Linked DNA regions of Homo sapiens: region 2 is linked to region 1. A link is an interaction called in ENCODE POLR2A ChIA-PET data of the cell type or tissue named here. Cell type or tissue: Caco-2. All regions are shown on one strand. Links, peaks and the distances in the headings refer to the core of each region. The heading gives the core; the rest is flanking DNA.

Region 1 (5,375 bases), core at 266-5,265:
TATGTCAGTGAAAACAAGTGACTGAGGTTCATGTAATGTAATGTAATGTGTCCCTTTTTCCTTTGTGGTAGCCCTGTCTGTGCCTGACAGGACCCCTCGGGAAGTCTGGGCTCTGAGGAAGACATTCTGTAGCTCTAATTTTAAACCTATTTGGCATTTCAAATCCGGTTTTCAAGTCCCTGGGGTGGGTAGAGGATGCTTCAAGAAGAAAGCGCTCTGACCCAGAGCAGCAACAAGGGTGAGGGGTCCAGGACAGCACAGGACAGGAGCCCGCCTGGTGGCTCTGCCAGGGCCTGGGAGGACAGGAAAGTCAGCTGCCAGCTGGGACCAAGAGACAGACAGAAGGAGACAGAGAGGGACAGAGACAGAGGGAGAAGAACAGAGACATAGAGATAGGGAGACAGAGACACAGAGACAGAGAGAGACAGAAAGATACAAAGAGGCAGAGAGACAGAGATAGCCAGAGAGACAGAAAGAGTTATAGAGACAGAGACAGATAGCCAGAGACACAGAGACAGAGAGAGACAGAAAGAGAAAGAGACAGAGAGATAGAGAGACAGAGGGAGACAGAGAGAGAGAAAGTCAGAGAGAGAGAGACAGAGATAGCCAGAGAACGGTGGAGACAGTGGCCCAGCAGCTGCCCGTCCACTCTCTGCCTGACCTGCAATCTGCCTCTTCTGCCCTTGGATTTGCCCTGACCAGAGCTTTTGCAGGAGGGGCCGTTCTTTTGTGGAGGGGGAGCCCAGAACTGGACAATCAGGAGACCCAGGACAGAAGCCCTGCAGCAAAAGCCAGGACACCTGAATTGGTCAGGCCAGCAGTGACTCAGGGCCTGGAGAGCCCCATGGTCAGAGGCCAGCTGGAAGGCTCCACCGGCTAAGGGTAGGTCGCCAAGGCAGGTCACAGGCCAGAAGGCAGAGGGGCCAGCACAAAGCCCAGCTTTGTAGGCACACAGCAGAAGCCAGGCAGGAGCACTGGGGGCACAGGCGCAGTTCTCAGGGTGAAGATGGCTCCTTGGCCAGACTCCATGTCACTGGTGACCAGTCAACAAGGTGCAAGCTGCTACCTTCACAGAGGGTGATCCTACTGGAGACAAATGCACCTGACTGGCCGTAACGTGCCCCCGGCCCACTGGCTCCCCTGATGAGCCCACATCAGGGGAGTCTGTGGTGGCCTGTGCATGGCCTTGGGCTTGCCAAGTCCCAGGAGGGTGGGCGTTGTCTGTGTGGCTCCCTGCTGCCTGCAGCGCATCTCACCTGGGCACAGAACAGCAAAGACAGCCAGCGTGGGCTGCAGGTACACCCCGGGGACTGGGCACAGGATGGCAGCTGCTCATGTTTATTGGTACCAAAGGTCAAAGCAGAAACCAGGTGTGATGACAGGGATGGCCACGACTCCCGGGGTTTCCTAAATTCTAAAGAATGCTACCCATAAATACATTTTTTTTGCTTAGACTTGAGAAAGGGAGGACAAACAACAGCAGTAGTGTCCTGTGAAAATTTCCCAAACATGGAAGAGTCCTGGAATAAACCATGCCTTGGATCCCACAGCTGAAGGAGGAGCACAGCACAGCTGGGATCCCGGGACTCTGAAGTCTCCTGGATGTGGCAGGAGTAGGCTCAGCCACTGTGCACAGTGTGTGTCCTCGAGCAGGTCACCTAAACTGCCGGGGTCTCACATCTCTTGCCCCTAAAGTGGGAAGAATAATACTATTGTACAAGGTTTAGAAATTCATAAAACTATTGGTAGGAATGTAAACTGCTACAGCTACTATAAAAAATAGTATGGAGATTCCTCAAAAAAACCACAAATAGAATCACGATATGAGCCAGCTAACCCACTCCTGGGTGTTCATCCAGAGGGAAGGAAGTCAGTATATCAAAGAGACATCTGCCCCACATTCATCCCAATACTGTCACAATAGCCAAGATATGGAACCAACAGAGGTGTCCACCACCAGATGAATGGATGAAGAATGCAGTATATATACACAACGGAATACTATTCAGCCATAAAAAGGAATAAAACCCTGTCATTGTGGCCACATGAATGGAACTGGGGACAAGATATTAAGTGATGTAAGTCAGGAACAGAAAGTTCAACACCACACGTTCTCACTCATATGTGTGAGCTAAAAAAAAAAAAAGAAAAGAAAAGAAAAAAATGATCTCATAGAGTTAAAAAGTAGAATGGAGGATACTAGAGGCTGGAAATGGTAGGGAGAGGGGAGGGGTAGGGAGAGATGTGTGATGGACACAAAATCACAGCTAGGCGGGAGGAAGGAGCCCAGTGTTCTGTGCCACTGCAGGATAACCAGAGTTAACAGCAATACACAGCATCCATTCTCATTGCACTTTCACCAATCTGAGAGAGATTAGCTCAGGTCCAATCAAAAGACTCACTTCTTGGATACTCGAGCATACAACCCGTGAGGAGCACAAGGTTGCATCTGAGCTGGACACAGATGAAAGCAGGGTGTGGACCCAGCATCCTGTCTGTGCTTGGTGTGGTGGGGAAGTCTGACTGGGCAGAACCTGCTGGTCCAGCCAGCCTGCTGGGACATGTGCCTCATGCAGAGCCAGGCCTGCCTGATGCTGCACAGGTGTGAGGATGCTGCCAATGAACACACGCACTGTGTCTGTGCAGGCACATCAGGAAGTTACCACTCTCATGACCAAGAGTTCCTGGAAGATCCCCCCGCTGACTGCCCTTGGGGGTGGGTGAGCTGACCACCAGGTATCATGAAAGCCCAAATGTGGAGAGTGCCAGCTCCTGGAAACTGATTTGCATTCTCAGGACAACCTGGGGAATCATTAGGGAAACGGAAGGGTGTGAAGAGGACTGACCTGTATTCCAACAGATAGAAAGCCACGTTGCCAAACGCCACTGAGGAAGCCACCTGCCTCACTGTTGGGACTGGTGCTGTGTGGGCCAGCGGCCATCCTGCCAGAGGAGGACGTGGCAGAATGACAGGCTGAACTGGTCCAACAGGAACCCAAAGACCCTGCAGAGTTTCGCAGGCAACCAGGCAGCTCAGTGTGAAGTGAGAAGAGTGACACACCAGCCCAAGTCTCCTGCATGCAACTGCCCAGACACCTGAAAACACAGATGCCACGGTCAGCTCCTATGGAAGGAGGCCCCCTCAACACTTCCACGTGGTGTTGCTGCCATTGGAAAAGCAGAACTCAGTCCATCTTAGAACCACACTCTGGGACTCAGTGCCACGTCTGGTAACACCAGTTGATGTATGAAGGACTTATTTTTTCTCCCTGTCTGAGACGTATTTGTCTGGAAGAAGGTCAAGGAATGAGCCTAATCAAAGTAGCTTTGCAGGAGCAATTTGCACTGTGAGCTTGGACCTTGCAGAAGTCGACTGCATAGGGAATGGGGGCTGACTCTGTATTATTACTTCATTACTCGCTAGTCTCTGTGCAGGGCATGGAAGCTCTGCATGGTAGTTTTGTTGTTGTCATTGGTATTGTTTTTAAGGATGAGGAAACAAAGCTCAACAAGACTAAAGAAGGTGCCCATGTCACGTAGCAGGTGAGTGATGGAGTCTGGATTTGAACCCTCATCTAGACAGCCGCCAGTCAGCTAAGAGTGTCATAGAGAAAACATCAACTGCAGGCACTAACAGGAATCAGCCTTCTGGATCCAGGCCTTGAGTTAATGTATGAATGAAACACAAAAGGACTCCAGTGTGAGAAGCAGAAATTTGGGCAGGAAGAGGAGGATAAACAGGAAGAAGAAGAACAGGATGACGCTTCCTGAAGAAATAACCATCCCAGCTGTATCACTACACACATCTAGAACCCTTTAGGCAGGAGGAGGGAGGACGGACCGAACGTGGAATACGTAGGATTTTTCCATTAGCCTGAATGTACCACCAGATGGAAGGAGGGTCAAGAACATAAGTCTGTGCCTTGAGGACTAAACTCTGACCTTTTTCTTCTCCTGCCCAAATTCCTACCTAAGGGGCCTGGGGAGGTCACCCTACAAACCACAAAGCCTCATTGGAGGGGTCTTACTAACCCTGTGTAACTCGGCTCTTTCCAACCTTACTCTGGCGTAACTTCACATGACAGATAAGGAAGAAAATCCAAATATTTTAACCCTAAATATGTTTCTTGGCCATATCTTGAAATGTCCCTGCAAAGCTGTCTCTTGTGGGGAAAGTCTATATTCTGTAGAAAATCCTGTTCCCTTTCCAGGCCTTTTTCCTCATCCAGGAAATACTCCACTAAGTTTCTGGCACATTTTAAGTCTGATAAACATTTACCATCGATTCTCTCTAAGCCTGCTACCTGGAGGCTGCATCAGCATAGTAAGGACCTTGGTCTCCACAACCCCTTATCCTAACCCAGATATTTCCTTTCTATTGGTTCCAGGTCTTTAGATGAACTCTTTCAACCAACTGCCAATCAGAAAATCTGTGAATCTGCCTGTGATCTGGAAGCCCCTGCTTCCTGGTGTGCCACCTTTCCCGTCTGAACTGATGTACAGCTTAAATGTATTGATTGATGCCTTATGCCCTATAGCATGTATAAAACCTAGCTGTGCCCTGATCACCTGGGCCACACGTTCTCCGGGTCTCCTGAGGACTGTGTCACGGGCCATGGTCACTCACGTTTGGCTCAGAATAAATCTCTCCAATATTTTACAGAGTTTGGCTCTTTTTATAGACAACTTTTTAAAATGTCAAGTCAGGATAGGATCTCACCACATATGGCACCCAAAGGTGTGCTGGCTGCCCACTGACTATTCCAGTTGACAGAGCCAGGTACAGGGTCAGAGTCACAGCAGCTCCCATGGGCCAATGAGGAGGCATGGCTGGGGAGGAGGCTCTGTCTCTCCACACCCGATGGAGGCAGCTCTGTTCCTGAGCTCAGGGTGGGCTTCACCTGGAGTTAGGAGTTGGGGGCCTGAGTCCTGCTTCCTTATTGCTCTGGTGCCCAAAAAGATGAGCAGTCATGGTGAGATGGGGCCTGACCCAGCGTGCACAAGCCCGGGAAGGAAAGGAGTAAAAGGACCTGCTTCCCTGGGACCAGAGCAAAGAGCAGAAAGAGAGTAAGTGATTGATGTCACCTGGGTTAGAAGGCGGCAGTAAGAGGAGCACGTTCACGTTAGCGGCTTGCCTGGGCAGTCACAAAGGGGCCCACAGGCAGGCGAGCCTGTAAACCAAAAATACAATTCTATGGCCCCCCAACCATCTGAATGAACCTCCTCCTCTGCCAGGGCACTCTTAAATTTTAACCTGAGAGTCTGGTTCAGGCCACGACGGGAAGTGGGGGCCGGACAGACCTCATTATATCCTACAGCACTAACATCAACACAGACCTTACCTCTGATAAGAAACATCTGTGATCTGTTCCCTC
Region 2 (5,375 bases), core at 376-5,375, 600 kb after region 1:
AAGCGGAAGTTTATTCTGAAACATATTTCAACATCACATTCCTTGGGTAAATTGCCTGTAGCTTAAACATAACAGCAGCATCTCAAAACCCTCAGAACTCTACTTACGAATGAACCAGATTTTACTATTAATACATTGGTTAGGCCAGTTTTCTTTGTATATTCTTGCTGGGCATCAGAAGACTTAAACCTAAGCTGTCTGTCATCTCTGCGGGAGAACAGTGCGGTGGTGGGTGGTGTCGAGACTCACAGAAGGAGCCGATCAAGGGATCTCGGCAGGAGCTGCTGGTGGACAAGGCATTCCCAGCAGAGGACAGGAAAAGTTGGTGGCATTAACATTCTAGGCACCTGCTGCAGGTGTCAGGCCCCAGCCCTGGGCCACAAGGGTCAAACAAGGGTCAAGACAGGACTTTTCATCTCTGGGAGACAGGCCACCAAGAGCAAGATCTTGGGCGGGGGCGGGGGGGGGGGCGGGCAGGGGGAGATCCAGGGAGAGGCCTGGTCCTGTGAGCTGGAATCACAAAAGGAAGGAACTGGGACACGGGAATCACCAGGAACAGTTTTCCCTTCGGGGCACAGAATCCTGGTGCAACTTGCAGGGAGAGAGCTCAGCCTTCCTGGGGCCACCGATCAGCACTGGTCACACTGGTCAGCCGTGGCTGCAGGTGTCAGAGAGGAATTAGGGGTAGGAGATGCCGTGTGGAGGGTGCAGATAAGAAACTTGGACCTTATGTCAAGACGGAATCTAGAAGAAGGGCGTGGTTTCCAGTGGAGCAATGAGTTGGTTTATAATTTTGCATCCTAGGCCATTGGCTATGCCTCGTATTTTTCTTGGGAAATAAGCATCATTTGTATCAGGAAATGGTACAAGTCCATTGTGCAACCCACTTCTTTTTGTCGTGGGGTATGGCATCTATTTCTTAAGCTCAGAAAATTTCTAAGATACAGTGTTGTAACCTGCAGTTTTGGTACATCCTTCCTTGCATTTTCTAAACGCAGTGGGGTGGACACGTTGTGGCTAGATCTGTGCTCTGGCGCTGCCTCTCTGCCCTTTCCACCTTCTCCAATTTTCCCTGCTTTCTGTGCTTCACTAGGGAACAAAGCCTGATTCAGAGCAGAAGGGGTGAGAAGATATGGGAGAGACAAGCGGCTGCTGTTAAAAAAGAGCAGTCCTCACTCGATACGCCAAACAGGTCCCTCACAGGCCTTTCCAGAGTCAAAAATGGGAGGAGAGGGGCAGCAAGGCTGAAACTTTTCCGATTCTGCATCTGACTGAAGTTTGAACTGTGCCTCTGGCCTCAGCAAGTCTCCTTTTGTGTCCAGAATTGGTGGGTTCTCGGTCTCCCTGACTTCAAGAATGAAGCCACAGACCCTAGTGATGAGTGTTACAGTTCTTAAAGATGGTATGTCTGGAGCTTGTTCCTTCAGATGTTCAGATATGTCCAGAATTTTTTCCTTCTGGTGGGTTCATGGTCTCGCTGACTTTAGGAATGAAGCTGCAAACCTTCACAGTGAGTGTTACAGTTCATAAGGTTGGCACGTCCAGAGTTGTTCGTCCCTCCTGGCGGGCTCGTGCTGTCACTGGCTTCAGGAGTGAAGCTGCAAACCTTCGTGGAGATGTTACAGTTCACAAAAGCGGCACAGACCCAAAAAGTGGGCACCAGCAAGATTTACTACAAAGAGCAAAAAAACAAACCTTCCACAACGTGGAAGGGGACCAGAGCAGGTAGGTCTCCTGGCTGGGGCGGCCTGCTTTTATTCCCTTATCTGGCCCCACCCACATCCTGCTGATTGGTCCATTTTACAGAGAGCTGATTGGTCCATTTTACAGAGCTGATTGGTCCGTTTTACAGAGAGCTGATTGGTCAGTTTTGACAGAGTGCTGATTGGTGTGTTTACGAACCTTTAGCTAGACACAGAGTGCTGATTGGTGTGTTTACAATCCTTTAGTTAGACACAAAAGTTCTCCAAGTCCCCACCAGATTAGCTAGACACAGAGTGCTGATTGGTGCGTTTACATACCTTTAGCTAAACAAGTGCTGATTGGCACGTTTACAAACCGTTAGCTAGACACAGAGTGCTGATTGGTGCGTTTACAAACCTTTAGCTAGACACAGAGTGCTGACTGGTGGGTTTACAATCCTTTAGCTAGACAGAAAAATTCTCCAAGTCCCCACCCATCCCAGAAGCCCAGCTGGCTTCACCTCTCACTGGCACTGCCGAGGGACTTTGCGGCACCTAGTCCAGGTACTCCTGCAGCCCAGAGGGAGCTCGTCCCCCATCAAGCCCAGCAGGCGCTGGCCAACCGCGCTGAGTGCGGGGCTTGCCGAGCCGCGCTCACCTGGAACCCGCGCCAGCCAGTGAGCACCACTCGCAACCCCAGCTCCCGCCCGCGCCGCTCCCTCCACACCTCCCCACCAGCAGAGAGAGCCGGCTCCGGCCTCGGCCAGCCCCAGAGATGGGCCCCCACAGCACAGCAGCGGGCTGAAGGGCTCCTCGAGCGCGGCCAGATCGAGGAGCGCCGCCAGGTTGAGGAGGTGCCGAGAGCGAGCCAGGGCTGCTAGCACGTTGTTACCTCTCACTTTCACGTTCAAGCTCTTTTTGGCTATGTCCTACACATTATCCTTCATCTCATGTTTTCTAGATTTGCACTGGCAAAAATAAGTGACAATATTTATTTATTATTATTATTATTATTGAGATGGAGTCTCACTCTGTTGCCCAGGCTGGAGTGCAGTGGTGTGATCTCAGCTCACTGAAACCTCCACCTCCCAGGTTCAAGTGATTCTTCTGCCTCAGCCTCCTGAATAGCTGTGATTACAGGCACCCGCCACCATGCCTGGCTAATTTTTGTATTTTTTTTTTTTTTAAAGAGAGTTGGGGTTTTGCCATCTTGGCCAGGCTGGTCTCGAACTCCTGACCTCAGGTGATCCACCCGCCTCAGTCTCCCAAAGTGCTGGGATTATAGGCATGAGCCACCACGCCCGGTGACAATATTTATTATTTTTTTGTTGTGACTTAAAAAGCAACATCTCCTACTGAATAGCCTTTCTGTTCACAGTTTCTTTCTCCAAACTTACTATTTAGTTCTGTTAGTGCTGGTAATTGGTCAACCAGGTTTTGTAACGTGAACTAAATCCTATAGAATTAATATTACTTGTAAACAAATACGGTTTTATCTACTAATGACCATGATCAAAAAAAGTCATACTCAAATTTATCTGGGGAACAGATATCTAAATACACACTATTTCTAGAGTTTTTAAATCCTTTTGCCAAATTTTAGAAATTCATCTGTGGTCAAAAAATACCTGCTTTGCGGTTGAGAGCCCAGCCCCATGAAGCACAGGGGGCTCAAGGCGCAGCAGAAATGCGGGGGATCGAGACTTCAGAGGCCACGTTTTGAGCCCCCTTTCTTTGTCGCTTGCCAGCCATGGTTGGACAAAGGTCACCACCTGGCCTTTCTCACCCCACCTTGCTGCTTCTCCAGGCGTGAGTCACAGTCATCTGTAACTCTGAGGGTGACGCAGAACAGCAAACATTGAGAACTGTAAGTAGACGTAAACGATCTTATCTGTTGGGAAAGACATGCAGAGTGGAAGCCTTATTTAAGAGAACCAAAGTTCCTTCTGTGAAATAAAAGAGAGAAGGATTGAAGGCAGGAAACTGAGTTTTTGTTTATTTTGCATGGAAGTAAAATACAACTTTATTTAGCGAAAAGAAGGTTTTGAGCTAAGCTGTTGTAGAAGGCAACCTTCTGCGGTCAGTGGGCTTGCAGGGCGGCTTGTGGAATCCAGCTTTCCCATGATTTGGTTCCCCGTGGAGGGTGGAGGCCCAGTCAGGGGGATGAGAGATGTTCTGAGCCAGGATAAGCGTGGAAGAGCCTCGTGAGGAGCAGAGAGGATTTAGACCCACCTGGAGTAAGAATGGGTGCTGGGAAGTGGCCGGAAATAAGGTGGGAAGGTAAGGAGGCTCTGGCTGGCAGGAGAAATTGGTGCTGGTTGCACAACTTGACGGCTGGCATATGTTCTTGAGCCGGGCTGTTGGTATGAACACAGCACAGGTGTGGATCCATACCGGAAACCAGCTTTATATTTTCCCAGGATCACAGCTACATCCCACACCAGCTTTAAAAATGACTTATTTTATGCTGTTCTGGGAGTGATTTTAATATCAGAAGCATTTTAAAAGTGACAGTCACACTCATTTGCTTGAGAGGTTAAACCCCTGCTTTAAAAAAGATGAGTTTTATCATAAAAAATGCAAGCACATGTGGAAGCAAAGAATGTAATAAATCCCCACAGATCTGTCTCAGATAATTTCCAAAATTACCAGACCAGGCCAGTCTTGTTTTATTTATGTGTCCACTCCCTCTCCTTCTCCACCTACCCACACAGCTCCAGGTTATTTTGTGGCAAGTCCTAGGCATCATATAATTTACTTTTAATTTTAGAATAATCCAAAAATATCTTCCTTCCCCTTTTCAAGGATAAAGATGGAATAGCATTAATACCTACTCAGGTTGGTAAATACATGCCTGTAATCCCAGCACTTTGGGAAGCCCAGGCAGGCAGATCACTTGAGGCCAGGAATTTGAGACCAGCCTGGCCTTGTCTCTACTAAAAATACAAAAATTAGCTGGGAGTGGTGGTGCATGCCTGTAGTCCCAGCTACTCGGAAGGCTGAGGCAAGAGGGTTGCTTGAGCCTGGAGGAGGAGGTTGCAGTGAGCCGACATCATGCCACTACACTTCAGCCTGGGTGACAAAGTGAGACCCTGTCTCAAAAAAAAAAAAAAAAACTGATATGAACACGTTTCTTATTTTTAACTACACAGTAGAAGGTATTTGTATTGTATAGTATCTTCTACTATTTTATATCTCTATTTCTCAGAATCAGGCGGTTCTGCCTCTTAGGTATAAAACCTAACCTTGGCTTGATGCCCATGTCCTTCCGTTCCGTCTTTCTGGAAGGTGTCAACCTCTGACCTTCCATCCTAGTACTACCTCAAGCTTTCTGTTGTGAAGACACCTGGTAGCCCTTGAAGGTTATAAATTTTCAAAATACGCAAAACAACTATATATAAATTCACCTAAATTTGGTAGAATTGAGCATACTGGAAACAGAAGATTTCTCCAAGTTAACTAAAACTCCGTTGAAGAGAAGCCCAGGCTTTCTCAAGAGAACATCACGACACACTACTCCTATGTGCTGGACCATTAAAGAAATCCTTTCTCAGTTCCAGTTTCTCCAATAACTAATCAGTCAAAACAAGAAGGACAAGAGAAAAAATTCAATTCATAATCATGAGCCTCTTTGAAGTGTAGTAAATTGTGTTTGGTATTGTAGGATACATACAAACATGTAGATTGAAGGAA

What was found. Peaks named below come from ENCODE experiments on the same cell type or tissue, not always from the same donor. Only the 100,000 strongest peaks of a DNase experiment are listed, where the experiment ranks them.
Region 2: POLR2A ChIA-PET joins it to region 1 with 6 read pairs; 2 of 35 experiments call an interaction of 5 or more read pairs at or near these places.

What each region holds. Positions count from the first base shown.
Region 1 is chr6:167,272,836-167,278,210 of GRCh38, reverse strand. It overlaps a transcript of UNC93A not described here. Among named protein-coding and RNA genes, the nearest start is that of UNC93A, 16 kb to the left of the region's middle. In Caco-2, for the core only: no CTCF peak of the experiment used is centred there; a DNase peak (open chromatin) is centred at 5,240; H3K4me3 peaks cover 579 bases.
Region 2 is chr6:166,676,786-166,682,160 of GRCh38, reverse strand. It overlaps a transcript of RPS6KA2 not described here. Among named protein-coding and RNA genes, the nearest start is that of RPS6KA2, 52 kb to the right of the region's middle. In Caco-2, for the core only: no CTCF peak of the experiment used is centred there; a DNase peak (open chromatin) is centred at 3,480.